Regions from separate parts of the Homo sapiens genome. Here region 1 is linked to region 2. A link is a contact called in ENCODE Hi-C or POLR2A ChIA-PET data. All regions are on one chromosome and are shown on one strand. Each heading gives the region's core, a stretch centred on a gene start or an enhancer-like site at or near the end of the contact. The rest is flanking DNA. Distances are from core to core; before and after follow the strand shown.

What was found. A loop is a pair of places that touch in the nucleus more often than their neighbours do. ChIA-PET counts read pairs that join two places held with the same protein, here RNA polymerase II (POLR2A). Pooled maps may share reads with other maps.
Region 1: a loop to region 2 is called in a pooled map, with 2.5 times the contacts of the local background. The contact joins two enhancer-like sites. A Hi-C loop is called at or near these places in 6 of 50 pooled maps. POLR2A ChIA-PET finds 5 or more read pairs at or near these places in 8 of 52 experiments (GM10248, HCT116, OCI-LY7 and 5 more).

What each region holds. Positions count from the first base shown.
Region 1 is chr17:4,409,650-4,414,285 of GRCh38, forward strand. No RefSeq gene overlaps it. Among named protein-coding and RNA genes, the nearest start is that of SPNS3, 22 kb to the right of the region's middle. RefSeq lists an enhancer at 3,043-3,544. Within about 2 kb of position 3,387, at least 2 of the 41 ENCODE cell types and tissues checked have a DNase peak (open chromatin) inside an H3K27ac peak, as active enhancers do.
Region 2 is chr17:4,160,706-4,165,458 of GRCh38, forward strand. It overlaps ANKFY1 (ankyrin repeat and FYVE domain containing 1), which reads right to left. Exons shown (of 25, transcript NM_001330063.2): 25 at 3,116-4,753. Among named protein-coding and RNA genes, the nearest start is that of CYB5D2, 20 kb to the left of the region's middle. Within about 2 kb of position 1,350, at least 15 of the 41 ENCODE cell types and tissues checked have a DNase peak (open chromatin) inside an H3K27ac peak, as active enhancers do.

The DNA.
Region 1 (4,636 bases), core at 2,137-4,636, 250 kb after region 2:
TGAGCAGTTAAATGTAGATTTGCCATTTGCTCTGACAATTCCCCTTCTAGGGATATACCCAGTAAATTGAAAACATGCTCACACAAAAACTTTGACATGAATGTTTGTAGCAGCAATTATTCGTAATAGCAAAAAAATGGAAGCAACTCATCTGTCCAACCAAAGAATGGCTCAACAAATTACGGTGTATTCACACAGTGGAATATGATTAGGCCACAAAAAGGAATCATACTGACGTGCTGTAACATGGATGAAACTTGAGAACATCTTGGCAAGTGAAAAGAGCCACTCTTTTTTTTTTTTTTTTTTGAGAAGGAGTCTCGTTCTGTGGCCCAGGCTGGAGTGCAGTGGCACAATCTCGACTCACTGCAACCTCCGCCTCCCAGGTTCAAGCAATTCTTCTGTCTCCACCTCCCCAGTAGCTGGAACTACAGGCGCCCACCACCATGCCCGGCTAATTTTTCATTTTTATTAGAGATGGGGTTTCACCATATTGGTCAGGCTGGTCTCGAACTCCTGACCTCAGGCGATCCACCTGCCTCAGCCTCCCAAAGTGCTGAGATTACAGGCATGAGCCACACACCCAGCCAGGAGCCACTCTTAAAAGGCCAGATATTGTATAATTCCATTGATATACAATGTCCAGAACAGGCAAATCCACAGAGACAGAAAGTAGGTTGGCCGTTGCCAGGGTCAGGGAGGGAGGAAAAGTTGGGGGAAGGTAGAGAGTGACTGCTAATGGGCACAGGGCTTTTTTTGAGGTAATGAATTTTTTTTTTTTTTTTTGAGACGGAGTCTCCCTCTGTTGCCCAGGCTGAATTGCAGTGGGGTGATCTCGGCTCACTGCGACCTCCGCCTCCCGGGTTCAAGAGATTCTCCTGCCTCAGCCTCCTGAATAGCTGGGACTACAGGCACCTGCCAACACACCTAGCTCATTTTTGTATTTTTAATAGAGACGGGGTTTCACCATGTTGGTTAGGCTGGTCTCGAACTCCTGAGCTCAAGTGATCCACCTGCCTCGGCCTCTGAAAGTGCTGGGATTACAGACATGAGCCACTGATCCCAGCTGAAAATGTTTTAAAGTTGATTGTGGTCATGGTTGTACCGACCTGTGAGTATGCCAAAAAACATTGAATTGTACACCTTAAATGAACATGGTATGCACATTATATTTCAATAATGCTGATATATATATGGAATCACATAGTATCTGGCCTTGGCTGTGTGCAGTGGCTCATGCCTGTAATCCCAGCACTTTGGGAGGCCAAGGCAGGCAGATCACCTGAAGTCAGTAGTTCGAGACCAGCCTGGCTAACGTGGCGAAACCCTGTCTCTACTAAAAAATATACAAAAATTAGCTGACCATGGTGGTGCATGCCTGTAACCCCAGCTACTTGGGAGGCTGAGGCAGGGAGAATCACTTGAACCTAGAAAGTTGCAGTGAGCTGAGTTTGCGCCATTGCACTCCAGCTTGGGTGACAGAGCCAGACTCTGTCTCAAAAAAAAAAAAAAAAAAAAAAAATATATATATGGCCTTTTCTGAGTGGCTTCTTTCACTTCACCTAATATTTTCAAGGTTCATTCAAATGGTAGCATGTTGCAGTACTTCATTCCTTTTTATGCCCATTCCATTGTGTGGATACATCAGAAGCACCTCAATTTGTTTATCTATTCTTCAGTTGGGCGTACGAGGTGCTTCCACTTTTTTTTTTTTTTTTTTTGAGATAGGATCTTGCTTTGTCACCCAGTGTCATAGCTCACTCACTGCAGCCTCAACAACCTCCTGGGCTCAAGGGATTCTCCCATATCAGTCTCCCGAGAAGCTGGGACTACAGGTGTGTACCACCATGGTCAGCTAATTTATTTTTATTTATTTTTGAGACAGGGTCTCACTCTGTCACCTGGCTGGAGTGCAGTAGTGTGATCATGGCTCACTGCAGTCTTGACCTCCTGGGCTCAAGCAATACTCCCATATCAGCCTCCTGAGTAGCTGGGATTACAGGCACCTGCCACCACACCTGGTTAATTTTTGTATTATTATTATTATTATTTTTGAGACAGAATCTCTCTGTGTTGCCCAGGCTGGAGTGCAGTGGCACGATCTCAGCTCATTGCACCCTCCGCCTCCCAGGTTCAAGCGATTCTCCTGCCTCAGCCTCCCGAGTAGCTGGGATTGCAGGCGTGCGCCACCATGCCCAGCTAATTTTTGTATTTTTTTAGTAGAGACGGGGTTTCACCATATTGGCCAGGCTGGTCTCTAACTCTTGACCTCGTGATCCACCCACCTTGGCCTCCCAAAGTGCTGGGATGACAGGCGTGAGCCACCGCGCCTGGCCTAACTGTTGTATTTTTAGTAGAGACAGGGTTTTGCCATGTTGCCCAGGCTGGTCTTGAACTCCAGACCTCAAGTGATCCACCCACCTCGGCCTCCCAAAGTGCTGGGATTACAGGCGTGAGCCACTGCGCCCGGCCAACTTTACCCATTTCCACCTTTGATGTGTGCAGTAAAATGCATTCTTGCTGGTGATTTGCGGTCTTGGGCTTCTGGGCCAAGCGGAGCTCTGCCTTGGACGCATGCGCAGCAGATGATGGCCCGTGTTTTTTGTACGTGTGTGTTTTGCATTAAGGAAGGAAAGTGATGACCTTCACGGGTCAGCATCTTTCCCTGAGTCTCCTCTCTTAAATGAATACTTGAGATCCCAAGTGGCTTATCATGAGTTTTCCTCTATATCAAGGGTCTGTGAACTCTGGCCTGCTGGAAGCATGGCTGATGGCCTGTTTTTTTTGTTTTTTTTTGGCCCCTGAACTAATAACGGTTTTCACATTTGTTTGTTTAAAAAAATACATTTCTGGCTGGGCGCGGTGCCTCACGCCTGTAATCCTAGCACTTTGGGAGGCCGAGGCGGGTGGATCACCTGAGGTCGGTAGTTTGAGACCAGCCTGACCAACATGGAGAAACCCCATCTCTACTAAAAATACAAAATTAACAGGGTGTAGTGGCAGGCACCTGTAATCCCAGCTACTTGGGAGGCTGAGGCAGGAGAATCACTTGAACCCGGGAGGAGGAGGTTGCGGTGAGCCAAGATCGCGCCATTGCAATCCAGCCTGGGCAACAACAGCGAAACATCGTCTCAAAAAAAAAAAAAAAAAAAAAAAAGAAAGAAAGAAAAGAAAAAAAGAAAAAAAAAAGATTGATTTCCCCACCTCCCCACCTCTTCCACGAGTTCCCCAAGCCCTGCAAGATGACTTCGATGGGATACAATTGTTTCCACCTCATCACAGCAGAATGATAATGCCTATAGCCTGTCAATGGCAAGTTCTCGAATGTGTGGGCACCAGGAACACACCCCGGAAGCCACATGTCCTTGCCCCAAGGGAAGGGCCCTGGAGAGCAGAAGAGAGGAGGAAAGTTGAGCCTCTTCCCCTTTTCCGTCCTCCTTCCTCCTGCCCTGATTCTGCCCACAGAGGAAGGGTCTGAGCTAGAGGAACCTGGACAGTGAATCCACACCCTATGGACAGATGAGAAGACCGAGGCCAGAGACAACGCAGGGTCCGGCCCCTGGTCCTATGCCTGATGCCTCTCACTGGAGACCCCTCCCCCACTTCAAGGTCGCCCCTAGAAGGCAAACGCTGAAGCCAAGTGTTCTTGGAGCGTCTCTTGGTGGACGCTTCGGCCCTGCCACGGAACGGCCCCTTAGTGAAGGTTCTCAGCTTAGACTTCAGCGCCACCTGGTGGCCACCGGGCATCAGACCTGGGACTTGCCTCGAGGGCTGCCAGAAACTTGAGTTTGTCCACTCACATCACTGCATCCCGTGGAGAAGTCCCAGTGCCGACCTGCTTGCTTGCTTGCTTGCTTGCTTGCTTGCTTGCTTGCTTGCTTTCTCTTTCCTTCTTCCTTCCTTCCTTCCTTTCCTTTCTTTTCTTTTTTCTTTCTCTTTTTCCCTCCCTCCCTCCCTTCCTCTCCTTCTCTCTCTCTGTCTCCCTCCCTCCCCCCTCCCTCCCTTCTCTCTCTCTCTGTTTTTCTCTCTCTCTGTCTCTCCTGCCTTCCCGCTTTCTTTCTTTCTTTCTTTTTTTTTGTTTTTGAGACGGAGTCTCGCTGACTCCCATGCTGGAGTGCAGTGGCGCGATCTCCGCTCACTGCAAGCTCTGCCTCCCGAGTAGCTGGGACTACAGGCGCCCGCCTCCACGCCCGGCTAATTTTTTGTATTTTTAGTGGAGACAGGGTTTCACTGTGTTAGCCAGGATGGTCTCAATCTCCTGACCTCGTGATCCGCCCGCCTCGGCCTCCCAAAGTGCTGGGATTACAGGCGTGAGCCACCGCGCCCGGCTTCTTTCTTTTTTTTTTTTGGAGTTTCACTCTGCCACCCAGGCTGGAGTGCAATGACACGATCTTGGCTCACTGTAACCTCTGCCTCCAGAGTTCAAGTGATTCTCCTGCCTCAGCCTCCCGAGTAACTGGGATTACAGGCGCCCATCACCACATCTGGCTAATGTGTGTGTGTGTGTGTATGTGTGTGTGTGTGTGTGTGTATGGAATTTCGCTCTTGTTGCCCAGGCTGGAGTGCAATGGCACGATCTCGCTCCCTGCAACCTCCGCTTCCTGGGTTCAAGCGATTCTCCTGCCTCAGCCTCCTG
Region 2 (4,753 bases), core at 100-2,599:
TTCAGCCTCCCGAGTAGCTGGGATGATGGGCACGTACCAGCATGCCCGGCTAGTTTTTTATTTTTGTAGAGATGGGGTTTTACCTTGTTGCCCAGCCTGGTCTCCAACTCCTGGGCTCAAGCAATCTGCCCACCTCGGCCTCCCAAAGTGCTGGGATTACAGGCGTGAGCCACCGCACTTTTTGGAGATAAGGCAATAAAGGCACATAGAACTTAAGTCACTGAGCATGGACCTGAGCCTAGAACTCAAAGCTCTGGATGCCTGATTCGGTGCCATTTTCACTCCTCCATATTTCTGTATGTCTCTGCCCTCCCTGGGGCAGGACCAGGAGCAGACAGAAAGAAGAGCTGAAATTAGGATTTTCTTCTGAGTTCTAGGCAGTCCCTGAGCTCAGTGCTGAGACTTCTCTATTAACCAGAAACAGCCCCCAACTCCATGCTAACTGGAAACTAGTTACTGCCCATGATTTAGTCCTCCTTAGTCATTCAGCAAATAACTTACCAAGAACCTACTATGTGCCAGGCATCACGTTAGGGTTGGGTGGTCGAGGAAGCAAGGCTTCCGACCTCAGGGGGCTTATAGTATGGTGGAATAAACCCAGTAGAGCAGCCAGAGGCTGTCCTTGCGGTAGGAATGCAGGGAGAGTGTGAGGGCCAGGTCCCAAGATGTTCTGATCCTTCAAAAAACAAACAAACAAAAAGGAGCATTAGTCATTCCAGCCAGCTGCGGGCTCTGGCCGTGCCTAGAGGGTACCTGATCTCTGACTGATGCAAGAGCCCTGCGTGCAGGCTCCAGGACAGACTTGGCTGGCTTCAGCAGCCTGCTCTGTTCCTTGCTCAGTTGAGAATTCATTTCCTTTTTGATACTTACCTTATGGTACTTACCTTCCTACTTAATCTGGTAACACATCTCTCATGTCAGGGCAAAGGATTCAGCAAAGAATTAGGTTCAGCAAGAGTAGGTTGTCATTTTAATGGCCTGAAGGGCTCAGCCATGAGAAGCTGGTAATTACTGGAGAAATGCCTGGCCTTTCCCTCTCCAGTACAGGTGGCCCTGGGCAAAACCATGGGGGAGGAAGGGCAAGGCCCTGATGGAAGCCACAGATAAGCTCAGCTTAGGCTGAGCATGCAGTTAGACTTGCTGGCAGAAGGAAGGGAAGGAGAAAACATACATATTGGGCAACTATGCTGGGCCAGGCCTTGTTCTCATTTAATCTCTATGCCTGCCTTGAGAAGTTCCCATTTTATGGCCCAGAAAAGGGGCATAAATATCTCCCCACCTCTTCTAATAGTTACATCAACCGTCGGGTGACAGAGCTGGGCTTTGTGATGCGAGTCTGATCTCTGCCACACCAGTGAGCACAGTGTCAAGGCAAAGCCTTTGCAGCTGCACTCCACTCCAACATTGTGAAGGAGGCCGGGCGCTTATAATCCCAGCACTTTGGGAGCCCAAGGTGGGCGGATCTCTTGAAGCCAGGAGTTCGATGGAGGCCAGCCCGGCCAACATGGTGAAACCCCATCTCTACTAAAATACAAAAATTAGCTGGGTGTGGTGGTACGCATCTGCAGTCCTAGCTACTGGGGAGGTGGAGGCTGCAGTGAGCCGAGATCACACCACTGCACTCCAGCCTGGGCGACAGAGAGAGACTCTCCCAAAACAAACAAACAAAACCCAAAAATAAAGAAGTCATCTTGAAAGAAGTTTCAACATTTGCCTTTTCATTCTGAGATTACAGTTTTCTATAAACATCTAAGAGTGAAGAGTCTGACGTTTTTTGGTCACAGCTGAGCCACTGCGTGACCCCCGCCCCGCCCCACACTCACTTTGCTCTAGGCAAAGCTGTACTCTGAAAGCTGGCCCCAATGGGGAGGTTAGGACTGTGCCTGCTCAGAAGTCTGTGGGTGCCTCAGAGAAGGGCAACAACCCTAGGCTGGACCCTAGCCTTGAGAGTACTTCCTACTGCCAGAGCCCCCAGATTTCTTCCGGTGGCAGCAGATACTGCCAGAAGAGCCTGCGGTGCACACACCAGAATCCGGGTACTTGGATGAGAAGGACACATTACTGATCACCTTCCTCCAGGCAACCCTGTCAGTTAAGGACTACAGTCCCGCCCCCATTATGTAGATAGGGAAACAGAGGCAAAGAAGTTAGGAAACTCGCCCAGAACTCTCAGCTCATGAATAAAAAAGCAGAACTAAAACCCAGTGCTCTCCCTGGCTGGGCAAACGTGTGGAAGTTGATGTGCCTGGTTACTGTTTGTGCTTCGCTTATCATAACCAGTGACAGCGTGGTTAGCACTGTTCGCCTCAAGGGCAGCTGTGAGGATTACTTGGGATTGTCCTGTGGAAACACTTCACATGCATATTAACTAGGAGAAAAGCCACTGGAGAATGAGCTTTATGAGCTCTATCAATCACCACAGCTAGTCTGACCTAGGGGTAAGCAAAATGGAAGACAGGAAAAAGGGAATACATTTGCTCAGGACAGCGTGAGGGCCACGTGAGCTGCTTGATTGGTAGTGATTTGTACAGGGGCTTTATGGATCACTAGGTTTTAATTTGCAAGGCCTGAAACTGTCCTTAGCATTCTCTGAAACCCACAGTGCCAGTCGCCCTTCACGCCTCGGCCAGCAGAAAGCTCCTCATGAGTGGATCCTCTTGAGAACTTCAGAGGGGTCAGGTGACGGTGACTGAGACTGCCTCAGTGATCACGCTCGGTGCTATGAGCTGAAATCTGGGCCAAGGGCACAGTAAGTTCAGGCAGCTAGTATGTTTAAAATAACTACTTTTCGGGAGCTAAGCCATGAGGACGTAAAGGCATTAAGAATGATACAGTGGACTTTGGGGGCTCAGGGGAAAGGGTTGGGGTGAGGGATAAAAGGGTCCAGTGTACACTGCTTGGGTGATGGGTGCCCCAAAATCCTGGAAATCACCGCTAAAGAACCTCACGTAACCAAACACCACCTGAACCCCAAAAACCTACTGAAACTTTTAAAAATTAAAAATACATACATAAAATAGCTACTTTTACTGCTGTCAACAGCATGTTCCTGAAAAATGTTGGAATTCAAACTTTCTGGAGGGCAGCTGGTCAAGAAACTTATTCACGTCAGGAGTTTTCTAAAATTTGTTTTTAATGCTTATTGGTACTTCTGCATTAGAAGTAACTACAAATGTCTTATTAAAGTTTCCACTTTAAATGCACAATTTTACTTCATTTTATTATAAGGAATTGTTACAGAAAATGCAAATATCAGTATTTGAAAAATACATTCCATTACACAGACTCCAAAGAAACAATGCTGATAAGCGCCGTGGTCCTCTATGATACCATCACCCCACACTGAGCACCACCCCGAAGGGGCTGGAAGCCAGGTGATCCACCCAAATGTGTGCCTGCAGTTTCTGCCCAGCTACTGCCCCTCCTCTGGGATCACACAGGGATGTCGTAACAGCCAACTCCACACATCTGCCAAAAAAGAGCAAGTCATCAAGGCGAGCAGTCTCGACTCAAGACTCCCTAGCTGCAGAAAACCAATGTTGTCAGTTGTAACAGGTTAATATATTATTTATGCCACACAAAAAAGGAATAGTACAGGCAATGATCTTCCAAAGAAAGTCTTTAAGGCATCTGTAACTTCTGGGAATTTCAGGGTTTTTATCTTGCCAGTCAGCTCTCACTAAAGTACTTCCACAGAGTGAGAAGGTGGCTCCCAAGTCCCTTTGGTGAGTTGGTGCCACCTGCTTCCTCTGCCACCAGGCTGGGGTGGGGAGCTTTGGTGCTTCAGGTAGTTCTTCTGGGACTTGTCCCAAGGGAAGCAAGTGTCTGTCATGGAAACATTACCCTTCCTTGTTCCTGCTACTGTCACCTGGGAAGTTAGCGTTAGCTTGCCTTTCAGGGTGAAGCATTACATAGTTCAAAAGTGTTCTTTTTCTCCAGATAAAAGAAACCTAGATGGAGGTCAAGCTCTCCCCTTTCCCAAGACGTTCCCTCCACTCCGTGCCCGTGGAGAAGATTAGTGCAGAAACGGTTCAATATGGCAGGTGTGGGACATGAGCGGGGAGGAGTGGAGAAACCACACACACACTGAGATCCACACAGGGACCCATTCAGGGACAAGAGTGAGGACACAGAACGGGGTGGTCAGAAATGACTCGGGGCTCTGAGGTAGAGGACTAAAGGTCACGTAGACCCCACTCCTTGGAGAGAACGTGGCAGGTGAACTGAGCAATCGAATCCAGCCTCAACTAAATTGGTAATTGGGGTTGACCGTGCACAGGCCCAAAACTCCAAATGGAACACATGTTCTAACACATCGTTCAGTGAGACACCACGAAAAAGATGACTGAAAGTTCAAAAGTCCTAAGTGTAGGCACTTAAGTTTATGGGAAATTTCGGTGTTAGAGGATCATAGCAAATTAGTTTAAGCCATTCGATTTATATATAGCACATGGTCCGTACCTTTGTTTTAAAAACAACGACAACAAAAGACTGTTAGGAATACACTGGATAATAAATCTGGCGATGAGCAAAGGGCAGTTGAGAGCACATTCAGCATAACAATGTTGACTGTTGCAGCAAATTATGTTTCAGTAAAGTTTACTTTTCCTGCTCTACTCATTCAGAAGTGGCAACTTTCTGAATGAATTTAAGTTTTTGCTACTAGTACTTAAGCTACTGATGAAAACTTACAACAGCTAGGCAGGTTTGTACGCAAGTGTTGACAGCAGGGAGAGCACGGGAAGGGCTGGAA